4 separate regions of the Homo sapiens genome follow, and regions 1, 2 and 3 are each linked to region 4. The links are chromatin contacts, found by Hi-C or POLR2A ChIA-PET in ENCODE. All regions are on one chromosome and are shown on one strand. Each heading gives the region's core, a stretch centred on a gene start or an enhancer-like site at or near the end of the contact. The rest is flanking DNA. Distances are from core to core; before and after follow the strand shown. Region 1 overlaps MTAP (methylthioadenosine phosphorylase). Region 2 has its middle 210 kb from the start of DMRTA1. Region 3 overlaps MTAP (methylthioadenosine phosphorylase). Region 4 overlaps CDKN2B-AS1 (CDKN2B and CDKN2A antisense cis and trans regulatory RNA 1).

The links. A loop is a pair of places that touch in the nucleus more often than their neighbours do. ChIA-PET counts read pairs that join two places held with the same protein, here RNA polymerase II (POLR2A). Pooled maps may share reads with other maps.
Region 1: a pooled map shows a loop between it and region 4 (2.5-fold over the local background). The contact joins two enhancer-like sites. A Hi-C loop is called at or near these places in 2 of 50 pooled maps. POLR2A ChIA-PET finds 5 or more read pairs at or near these places in 2 of 52 experiments (PC-9 and activated CD4-positive, alpha-beta T cell).
Region 2: a loop to region 4 is called in a pooled map, with 10 times the contacts of the local background. The contact joins two enhancer-like sites. A Hi-C loop is called at or near these places in 1 of 168 maps with a recorded cell type or tissue (PC-9) and 12 of 50 pooled maps. POLR2A ChIA-PET finds 5 or more read pairs at or near these places in 7 of 52 experiments (AG04450, HEK293, OCI-LY7 and 4 more).
Region 3: a pooled map shows a loop between it and region 4 (11-fold over the local background). The contact joins two enhancer-like sites. A Hi-C loop is called at or near these places in 1 of 168 maps with a recorded cell type or tissue (naive thymus-derived CD4-positive, alpha-beta T cell), 1 of 37 single-sample maps with no recorded cell type and 9 of 50 pooled maps. POLR2A ChIA-PET finds 5 or more read pairs at or near these places in 2 of 52 experiments (both activated CD4-positive, alpha-beta T cell).

What each region holds. Positions count from the first base shown.
Region 1 is chr9:21,853,423-21,856,122 of GRCh38, reverse strand. MTAP (methylthioadenosine phosphorylase) reads right to left here. Exons shown (of 8, transcript NM_002451.4): 6 at 1,253-1,492. Among named protein-coding and RNA genes, the nearest start is that of MTAP, 52 kb to the right of the region's middle. Within about 2 kb of position 1,327, at least 4 of the 41 ENCODE cell types and tissues checked have a DNase peak (open chromatin) inside an H3K27ac peak, as active enhancers do.
Region 2 is chr9:22,237,757-22,240,456 of GRCh38, reverse strand. No RefSeq gene overlaps it. Among named protein-coding and RNA genes, the nearest start is that of DMRTA1, 210 kb to the left of the region's middle. Within about 2 kb of position 1,341, at least 6 of the 41 ENCODE cell types and tissues checked have a DNase peak (open chromatin) inside an H3K27ac peak, as active enhancers do.
Region 3 is chr9:21,830,828-21,833,527 of GRCh38, reverse strand. All of the region lies in intron 4 of MTAP (methylthioadenosine phosphorylase), which reads right to left. Among named protein-coding and RNA genes, the nearest start is that of MTAP, 30 kb to the right of the region's middle. RefSeq lists enhancers at 220-1,419, 1,287-1,596. Within about 2 kb of position 1,312, at least 8 of the 41 ENCODE cell types and tissues checked have a DNase peak (open chromatin) inside an H3K27ac peak, as active enhancers do.
Region 4 is chr9:22,078,813-22,081,512 of GRCh38, reverse strand. The region is part of intron 12 of CDKN2B-AS1 (CDKN2B and CDKN2A antisense cis and trans regulatory RNA 1); the gene reads right to left. Among named protein-coding and RNA genes, the nearest start is that of CDKN2B, 71 kb to the right of the region's middle. Within about 2 kb of position 1,437, at least 3 of the 41 ENCODE cell types and tissues checked have a DNase peak (open chromatin) inside an H3K27ac peak, as active enhancers do.

The DNA.
Region 1 (2,700 bases), core at 78-2,577, 230 kb after region 4:
GAACGATCTAGTTTATTCAAGTAACACAAGGAATAAAAAGAGAAAGAGGTGAAAATTAGATTAAAAGAGACAAGAGGTAATCATTAAAATACAACATATGGATTGTAAGGGATTCTGATTTGATCAAATTGTTAAAAATTATGAGACTGAAGGAAAAAGGAATAGTCTGAATATTTGATTATATTAAGAAATTAATATCATTATTTTTGTACAATGATGGCATGGTTATAACTTAATTTTAAAAAGACCTTTTAGGAAAATATTTACTTCACAATGAGGGCAGGGGAGAAATAGGTAGGGACATACCTATCACACAAGATTGGCCATGGCTAATTGTGGAACCTAAGTGATGGGTACCTGGAATTCATTATATTCCACCCTGTACTTACACAGATGTTTAAAGTTTTGTTTTGTTTTGTTTTGGAAGCTGACCTCATTGTTCCAGTGTCCTCAAATTCCAGCTGGATCCTGCTGCCTTCCCTGCCTGAACCCCTCACTGTCCTTCCATCTGAAACCCTTACCATGGTCTGTATGGCCTGGCCCTACTGTATTGCATCCCTCCTCTCTCTCCCTTCTCCCCAGTCTCCCTCCTTTCCACTCTACTCAATCATGCCCTTCTTGCCCATCACACTTAAAACAGGAAGGCTTCTCATACTTCAAATATTTGGTCTGGTCAACTCTATTCAGTTGACCTAGTGTACCCTTGTACCTCACCATTCTATTTCTTTATAACCGTTAGCTTTCTTATATTGGTTTGCTTAACTTCTATCTCCATCCGACAGAATGTCGGCTCCTTAAGGACTTCTCTGTTTGTTGTCACATTTCTATGCTGAACAGAGTATCCAGCCACGGTACGTTAAATAGATGGATGTGAACATACAGCCCTCTCATGAGGAAAGGGTTAATAGATTTTTTTCCTTCTTGAAAACAAAAAACAGTAGCATAGCAGCAGAAATTGGCAATCAAAATACACCTTTATCCTGAAAATAAGGCCCAAGTCTTAGTATGATTCTCAACACATCTACCTGCCTACAATGTACTATTTTCACTACTGATCCTTGGGTAAAAGTGTCTCTTTCTTTCCTTTGATCTTTGTTCTTACCTTCCAATGGAACTACAGAAAATATTAACAACTTCAAAACCTTGTAGAAAGGCACTTTCTGAAACTAACGTAATAGAAACAAACAGTTAAGACACCCTATTGGCACCCAGAAACCCATGCTATATGTGCTTAGAAAAGAATTCCACCTACTGCTTCCTCGTGCTCCTTCCAGCAGTCATAATCTGTCGCCATGGCGATACTTGCGTAACAAATTCCAGCCTCCTTAGCAAGAACCACCTCTGGAACTGTGGTCATGTTGATAACATCCGCCCCCCAGGTGCGGAACATGAAGCTTTCTGCCCGGGAGCTAAAACGAGGTCCCTCGATTGTGACCATTGTCCCCTTTGAGTGGCACCGGAGTCCTAGCTTCTTAGCAGTCTCTATAAGAACCTAGAAAAGAAAAACCAGAAACTTCAAAACATACTAGCACATGCACAACTTAAGGCTGCACTTCCCCCCAATGTTTACCAAGTTGATTTCTTAAAGATGATTTGTCACTATAATAAATGCCTACTATCTGCCAGGCTCTCAGAAAAAACCTAGAGGACCACAGAAGGGTGTTTCCTGGACCCTTTCTCATTCACATAATCCTGTTTCCCCAGCCCTTTGCATGTAGAAACTAATAGCTACACAAGCAAGCACTGAGCTCTTTCTACTCGCCAGGCATTTGTTTATATGCTTTAATCTCATTTGCTTCTTAACAACTTTAAGAGACTAAGCTGGTTTGAGAATACAGACTGGAGTCTTAACTTTTAACCTCGCAGGCTAAGCTAAGGTGCCTCTCGTCGCTTATCTTCTCAAACAGGTGTGTTGAGTTCTATTTCCAGGCTTCTGAAAAGTTAATTCTCATTACTTTTAAAAATACAGAATCTGAAGACTTCTGTAAAAGCTTTTGCTGGTTAGAAAGTGATTTCTCTTTTGCCTATTGCCTTTCCACAGAGTTGTGCTGATTGTTTTTCTGTTCACAGGGATAAACATCTTGGAATTCCTTTAGTGGCAAGGCTAGGCATGGATTTTTAGAAACATCATTGAAAAGTTCGATCCTTTTCTCCAGTGTTTTATTTAATACTGCACATCTAATCTTCAAGTTATTAATTACCTTCATTTTTTCTTAGCTTATTCAATATTCCCTTTTAATTAAAAAAAAGTCTTTTCAACTTAACTGTTAACTTACTGAAGCACTGTTGAAAAATCATCTCTGTATGCCTTAGTTTTCTCAAGTGTAAATTGAGAATAATGATATCGCATAATTCAATTGTATGAGGAAGATTAAATGAACTAAGGTATATACAAGCATAGAAGCATGCCAGGTGCGCTGTAAACACTGTATGCACTAAGCTGGTCTTCTAACAATCATTAATACTGGCAGCTTCTACACATATTTGGCTAACCTTCCTGGGATACTATATAAATAAAGTGGAGTGACTCAAAGTCAAAGTCTCCAATCTGGGCAAAGTCTCACCTGCACATGTGTTCATCACATAAACAAATTAACCTATTTCCTTAAAAAATAACTTACACTATGCCACTGCAATGGGAAACAGAATTTTCACAAGAGTCTTGGCAACTCAAAATTTAGCAAGCTATGGACAATGAAC
Region 2 (2,700 bases), core at 92-2,591, 160 kb before region 4:
GAAGAAAACTTATGTCTAGTGTCAAAAGGTAGCAAAGAGCTCAGTGAGTTCAAAAAGAGTTTTTTAAATGAATGGGTAGGAATATAATGAGCAAGGCAACAGTGACCTAAGATAAATCTAAAGAAGTGAGTAGACTAGAGTGGCTCTTTGAGACTGAATTAAAATGTTTGAACTTTGTTACATGCAGTGAGGATCTTAGAAATCACCTTGTCTAAATTTACATTAAATGAAAAATATAGATATCAACAGCTCCCATGTCAACAAGCTGAACATGTCACTTCTTGAACCCATGATTATCAGGGAATTTACTGCTAAAATAGCCAGTTTTGATGCTGCTTATCATAACTATCAGAAACTCTGCCTAACAAGTTATTTTGTGTGATTTACCTTGATCTTATAGAACAGGTTTGTATGAAAGATCCAGGGCAAGTCAGTAGATCAGAATTACAAAGCTGTGAGATGTGGTTTGCTCCAAAGACTCAGATGAAGATGGATCAGAGTGGCATTTGCAGGGCTCTGGGTGAGGCAGTGAACACTTTTGCCCAGAAGACCACTACAGCAAGGGCCATGTCGAAGGCATGGGGTGAAGTGAGGGGAGTAGACAAGGGGTTTTAAAAATTTTTTAGTGTCTTCCAGATACTAGACACTATGTGAGTTGTCTTCAGGTTTCATATCATCATCACAACCACCTTATGAACTAAGTATAATCACCTTCATTTACAAATGAGGAAAGGAAAACTCAGATTATTAGGCCCTCGTCTCTGAGGACAGAACTGAAGTCTTTCACCACCAGCATTTGAAAAAGACCTGCCCTCTTTCCACCGATGAAGATGCTACCCAATAAAATTCAAGCCCAAACAGAATAAAGAGGTCAAAAGTTCCCTTTCACGTAAACCTTTGTCTTATCTTAGTATGACCCTCAAAATATCCACCCAAAGCAGGCTATCAATATCTGTTAATTAGTTGATGAAATGACATGATTGTGGCCATTCTGTAGTCTTTAAAAGGAGATCTATTTGTGTCAATAAACAACGAGCTCATTAAAAACTACCCATAAAACAATTAGGCCAAGGGAATTTTGTCTGATAACAGTGAAAGAAGGAAGTGAGGATTTAGCTGCAGATTCTGGAATGAGCCTGTTTATCCTCCAGGACCACAGCAGTTTTGTCTTCAGGCTTAAGATAAATCACTGTAAGTGTGAAGGTGTTCAGAAAAATAGGTTCTGCCATTGCTACTATGTCCTGAAGTTTCTTCCAGTTTGCCTTTGAAGAACACAGCCACTAAACCGCCGCTAGATGTCCTCAAAGTAAAAAAAAAAAAAAAAAAAAAATTATGGCAGAAAAGTACTTCGGCACTTTTAGGAACTACATTGACTTATTTGTCTAGATTATTTGACTCCTGAGCTCTAAGTGAGATAGAGGGATTTGGTAGTTAAACACGAACATCCGACCTCTGTAAATGAAATAGAGTTCTGTAAAGGAAAGGGCATTTTAGTAACTTCTCATTTTCATTTTAATTAGGATTTGTATTACTCTCCTTCAGGAAAGCAGGCCAAAGAGACTGAAGGAGCAATGGAAACATTATCCTCACCAACACTGACCAGTCACCTGAAGAGCACTGTGAGTGAATAACCCGTGGGGCCAGCTACTTAGCAATTTCAAATGCACAAAACCTGTGCTCTGGCCTATCTTTTAACATCAAAACAGCTGAAAAAAAAATTGAATAGTTGGATTGCGATTTCCTGAAATAGAAGCTGCAATACCTTTGGTTTTTTAGTTATGATATTAGCTAGTGAAAAAGCACAACTTAGCAAAGTATGTTCCCCAGTTAGTCTTTTAAATAAACTCAGACTTCCGTAGTCCCCATTGGTCTCTACAGGCTCAGAGGCCCATTTCCTCCTCGCCCCTTACCTTCCTTTTAGTCTCTTTTTCTTTTCCAGTCCTTTTCCCATCTTTGGTTCTTCTGTCTCTCCTCTTCATTTATTCCACTCTTTTAACAGTATCTTAGTTCACCATTTTTATACACAAAAAATCAACTTCTTGATAACAATTTTTAACATATTCAACTGAAATAATAAGCACTTGCCATGGTTTTCAAGAGTCAGGAAAAGGAAACAAAAAGAGGGGGGAAAAGAAGAATAAAGAAAGAAGAGGAATGAGAAAAAGAGAAAAAGATTAGAAAACAAGTTGTTCTATCTGTACTTGTTCGAAACTTGAGAAGAAAAATTAAGTTACAGAGAGATGGGGGTTGTGGGGGTAAGAGCTGTAGAAAGCTGTTTTCCTTCATTTTCTCTGCCTCCTGGAGCACTGGCCTCCTATATCATGTGTTAGGAATTTCTAATCTTACCACAGCCAGATGACTCATGCCCACTGACTGAGTCTTTAGACTTCTACAAAACACCTGAAAAGATAAATTTTAATTGAGAAAACAACCTCTCACTCCAGGGTATGCTTTCAAGATAGGTAGGGGGATTTTCAGCATTTATTTCCATTTTGTTCACTGAAGACTCATAGGGCTTAATCTTAATTTCAGACATAGTTGTGTCTGACAGCCAGAGACTATTTTCAGATCAAGGGATAAACTGGCATGGACTAAGACTTGCTTCTGCCTAGGAATAAAGACTGAAATGAGTCAAAGTTGTCCTGATTTGGGACACAAAGCATGAGGTTAATGTGGGGGGATACCTTGTCTCCTTGCGGG
Region 3 (2,700 bases), core at 63-2,562, 250 kb after region 4:
AGAAACATCAGACTAAGAAGTGGAACAATTCTGTCTCTATAACCAGAAGGAAGTGAGGCTCACACATGTAATCCCAGCACTTTAGGAGGCCAAGGTGGGTGGAACCCTTGAGTTTAGATGTTCAAGATCAGCCCAGGCAACATAGTGAAACCCTGTCTCTACAAAAACATACAAAAAATTAGCTGGGTATGGTGTCACACCCTTGTAGTCCCAGCTACTTGGGGGGCTGAGGTGGCAAGATCACCTGAGCCTGGGAGGTAAAGGCTGCAGTGAGCTGTGGCGCCACTGTACTCCAGCTTGGGCGAGAGTGAGATCTTGTCTCAAAAAAAAGAGAAGTGAAAACTTATGAATTTGGACCAATATCACTAAGATCCTCCCACTGTTCTGGTATCAAGAGTGCCCCTGAGTGCTTGTGGTGGCATGAAAAAGGAGGAAAACCAATGGATGTTTATATCCCAGTCAAGGAAGGCTGCTCAATAAACAGGTACCATAGTTTCCCCTTATTTTCTATTATATTTCATGAGATCATGCTAAACAATAGCACAAAAATAAAAATCCTCACTCTACATAGGTGGTGACAACAACCTCTTTGGGCCTCAGTTTTCTCACCTTTTGTAAAAGGGAAGGATAAGGTAGATAGAAGATGTCTTCTAGAGCTGTGATAATAAGCAGTGCCAGAAACATAGTAAGGGCCTAAGTTTCTTCAAGTATAAACTGGAATAATGACTGCTGTATGCCGTAAGTGGGATTAACTGATTGTGACACCTAATAGGAACTCAAAAACTGGTAGTGTAGGATTTTTAATAAAAGGATGTATGATGGGAAGTTAATAACACAACTAGGTTATGGAACAGAACGTAAGAATGAACCTCATCCAGGGGAATAGTGGACACCACTTCAAGGACAGCTACAGACAAGAGGATGACAAAGAACAGGGACGCAAGTAACTGGGGAAAGGGAAGGTGAAGGAAGGTGAAGAGTTTATGCTTAAGTTTCTGTCTTCTCTATAAAGGTGGAGGTGACATTCTCAGCTAAAGAGTGAGGGAAATGAGTAAGAAGAAGTAAGAACAGTAAGGGTTAAAAACAGCTTACTATTTTTAGCAATGAGAGAAAGAGCTAAACAAAGGCTTCTTGCGTAACTCTTTACCATAAAACGCTTTCTAGTCATCAAGAGGCAGAAAGAGAATGATCAAATACTTGACATCAGAGCATACTCCCAACCTCAGGGCCCAGACACGGGCCTTTATGCTATGACATAAAGTTCTAGGGGAAGCCCAAGGCAGGGCTGGTCTCTGGGAGAAGGAAACAGACTGACATAACTGATCCCTCAGCACTGTGTTTATAGCGGGACTTTCCTGATGAGTAAGAATGCGTGACAAAAGCAAAGTCGAACCTCTCCCAGTTCTACCAAGAAAATAAGTTGAAGAAATAATCTGAAGAGGGGAGGATACCAGAACTTTTAGGAATCAATTCAACACCCTCATTTAGCAGATGAGGACACTAAGTGACAAAGGAATTTCACGGCACAGCCAGGAAAGAATTCTGGATGTCCTCACTTCTAAGCTGAGATTCTTCCACTGCATTCTTTGAGAAGGCATAACCCAAACACAGGCCTTAGGCACAACAGGCCAATATGTTATTAGCCACATTTTATAGAAACTGTTTAGCACCGGGAATCACACTCTGCTTCCTTTAATATTCAGTTTTTGGTCATATTTTTCTCATTGTAAAAAAAAAAAAAATCAATATCTGCAAAACATTCCTGATAAAGAAGACTATTAAAAAAGAAATCTCATCCTTCTCCTTACTGATATGTTTGCAAGTTTCACCTTGAGATATTTCTGACAGTGATAGCAGTTGAGCAAGTCCTACTCATCTGATCCTTTTCTAAAAAATATGTAGCTGGGTGCAGTGGCTCATGCCTATAATCCCAGCACTTTGGGGAGGCCAAAGCAGGAAGACTGCTTGAGGCCAGGAGTTTGAAACCAGCCTGGGCAACATAGTGAGACCCCATCTCCTTAAAAAAAAAAAATTACCAAGCACAGTGGCAGATTCCTGTAATCCTAGCTACTAGACGGGCTGAGGATTGCTTAAGCCCAGGAGGTAGAGGCTACAGTGAGCTGCGATCAGGCCACTGCACTCTACCCCGGGCAACAGAGAAAGATCCTATCTAAAAAAACAACAAAAAAATACAATGTGGGCATCTTTTCAAATAGTTTATAGATCTAGTTGTTTTTCTTAGATTTGCATAATAAATATGGTGTACTGATTTCCTACAATCATCAGGATTAATGGTAAAGAGAAAGAAGAGCAACTGTAGAAATTGCTGGAATCCCCTGTCCATGTATCTTTAATGGCATGGACAGTTAGTAGTTGGGGGTGAAAGAAAGGCCATATCATCAGTTCTGCCATACATACAAATGAATGTGCAAAGGTATCTAACAAGAACTGGGCTAGAAAATGGAGGGCCCATGTACCACAAGTACAGGAGGAGACAACAAAATGCCTCATGACTTGAATAAAGCAGCTGGCAGGGAAACAGTCTTGCTTTGCTCCAATGGCAAAAATCTCATTAAAAACCAATCCTGTGCACCACTTTATAATGCATCATCGAAGTCGAGCTTTACAAGTCCGGTGGGTGTGGGAGGCAGGAAAGAGTCATGCCTTTCTTCTCCATGGCTGATGAATAAAAACTAAGCA
Region 4 (2,700 bases), core at 188-2,687:
AAGTCTCTGGAGTAGAGAAGAACTTAGGTGACTCAAGTGTCAACTTTGGGTTGGTAATACCTAGCCTAAACAACTCTATATTTCCAAATCAGACAAGAGTTCACTCATAAATCTCCTACACTCTGTCCATCACTTCAAAGTAAATAACCTCCCCAAGAATCGATTCTAGAGAGTTAATTCAAAATACTCAAGACACATTGCCTCATTAGTTATAATGTAAAAAAAAAAAAAAAAAAAGCTAAAGAACAAAATATCTGATAACATGGGAATGAATAAGTAACTTGGGGCACAACCCCATAAAAACAGTCATTAAAAACTTGTATGACAAAATGTACATGACAACTTCAAAACAACATCAAATAGACTTATGATATAAGCTACAGTTTTAAAAGGAGTCAAAATTATATTGCCATATGGACCTAATTGTATTTTTATTTAAAGCATAGAACAGAACTAAAAGAAAAAAATGTACTGCAGTATGAACAAGGGTTGACTCTAGGTAGTCGGAGTGGAGATTAAACTCTTTATTTTTCTACTAGCTGACATTTTATGATATTTTTAAGAAGCATAGGCTAATTCTCATGCAAAAAAACACAAAATATTTCAAATAAAAAGAACTAGCTTCCTAAAAAGTCATAGTACTTTTGGAATAGTTTCTGAGTCTGGCTCAGCCCACCCTCCTATTTTCTTTGTCATGTAGCTATAATTCCATGACCCAGCAGTCTGGTGGCCTGTGGTCATCAGAACTATCAAGTAATTTCCCTTAAGTTTTAAAGGTTTTGCCATTTTCTCCACTACCTTACAAAAAGCCTTCAACAGGTTTTTGGCTCTGCAAACTGTCAGAAATACAGTCTTCCTTCCAACAGCCCATTTCCATAGAGTGATGTGGTAAAACACAGGACCACACAGGCAAAGCCTGGTTTTAATTGTTAAACATTTCCCATTGTGTTTGATTTTCTTCTCCCTGATGGGCTTCACTAGAACTCATCTGTAAAGCTCTCCTTAAAGACTCTCAACCCAAATAGGGCTGCCCCCGCTGCCCCTCCACAGTGTATTGTGAACAGAAGTAGCTAGGTCACAAGCTCACATCAGCCAATGATAGCTCAGAATCTTTAGCTCAGAAGGAAACGATGCCAGCTTGATCATAGTGAACACGGAAAATATCAAAGGACCCTTGTTACTCTCTTCTAGTGGTCGGTACATTTCTAAGTTTCTGTTCCAAAATACTTTGGCAGCCATTTTACTCCAGGGAGCCAGGGAGGGGAAAGTCTGTTCTTGCAACATTACCAAACAGCTTGGGGAAAACCCAATCCTTTCACACATAAACAGGGCTGGCTACATCTGACTGCACAGAGCCAGCCAAACTGGGATTCCTTAACAGCTCACGCCTTTGGTGATTATTCATTCAGTACCATCTGAGATTTAGTCAAGAGCACAAGACACCCCAAAAGGCTTCATTGAGACTGGTGTGGGACACACCTGGTTTTTCTCACCTCCTGTCTGGCCTCCTTTGATGAACAGGCAGATTCTGTAAAATTCGTTTTCATAAGGCATTGCTGCTCTGTATGACTCTACCGAAACCACACCAAAGGCATGGGGGAAGAGATATCTGGATTACTAGAAAGACACTTTGACAAACAGTAGGTTTTCAACGAAGTGTGACAAATGCAATGTGAGGCTAGATGAACACAAGAAGATTAAGAAGAAAACAAGCTATGCCGGTGGAGAAGGGACATGGGCATCTGAGGTGAATGTCGATCAAGGATGGTGAAGGAATCAAGAGAAGAGTAAGAAAATCTGGAGTAAAGTCCTATTCTGAAAAAAAGGAAACACTCGCTTTTTACCTCACTTTTGGTCTGTATCTCAGAGTGCCAACATTATTGAGGAGCCCCAAACATTCCGATAAGCCTCAATTCACTTTTCCACAAGTTGTTCCCTCACCCAGGACAGGACCCAGCACACCCTTCAGCTTTTCTTTTTTTTCTTTCCCTTTTTTTTTTTTTTTTAGATGGTGTTTTGCTCTGTCACACTCTGTCTTGCTCTGTCACCCAAGCTGGAGTACAGAGGCACAGTCTCGGCTTACTGTAACCTCCACTTCCTGCATTCAAGCAAGTCTCCTGCCTCAGCCTCCCGAGTAGCCGGAACTACAGGCACGTGCCACCACGCCCAACTAATTTTTGTATTTATTTTTAGTAGAGATGGGTTTTCACCATGTTGGCCAGGCTGGTCTCGAACTCCTGACCTCAGGTGATCCTCCCGCCTCGGCTTCCCAAAGTGCTGGGATTACAGGCGTGAGCCACTGCACCCGGCCACTTTTCAGCCTTTCTATCCTTTCCAGCCTCCAATGAAATCAAATGATCTCCAATATTTATGTTTTTCATTGGTTTCTTTTTAATTGTGATAAACTGAATTAGAACTGAGGAAAATAGAAATGAAATATAAGGCCAACTAGAAAAATATCTTCCAGATATTGACAACTGCTTTGGGGCGACTTGTCCCCATCTCTCTGATAAGGCTTCCATAATGGTGACTTTTTCAGTTCTCTGTGGGATCCAAACAAACTCAGTAAAAGTGAGTGCCGTTTAGTAATGCTCCTCATTTTACCAGACAATGGGGAAACCCAAAAGAAGATCATACATGGCTCCTCTCTTAAGCAAATAAGAGTTTCAAAACTCTGCATACCCAAACCTCAGCTAAGAT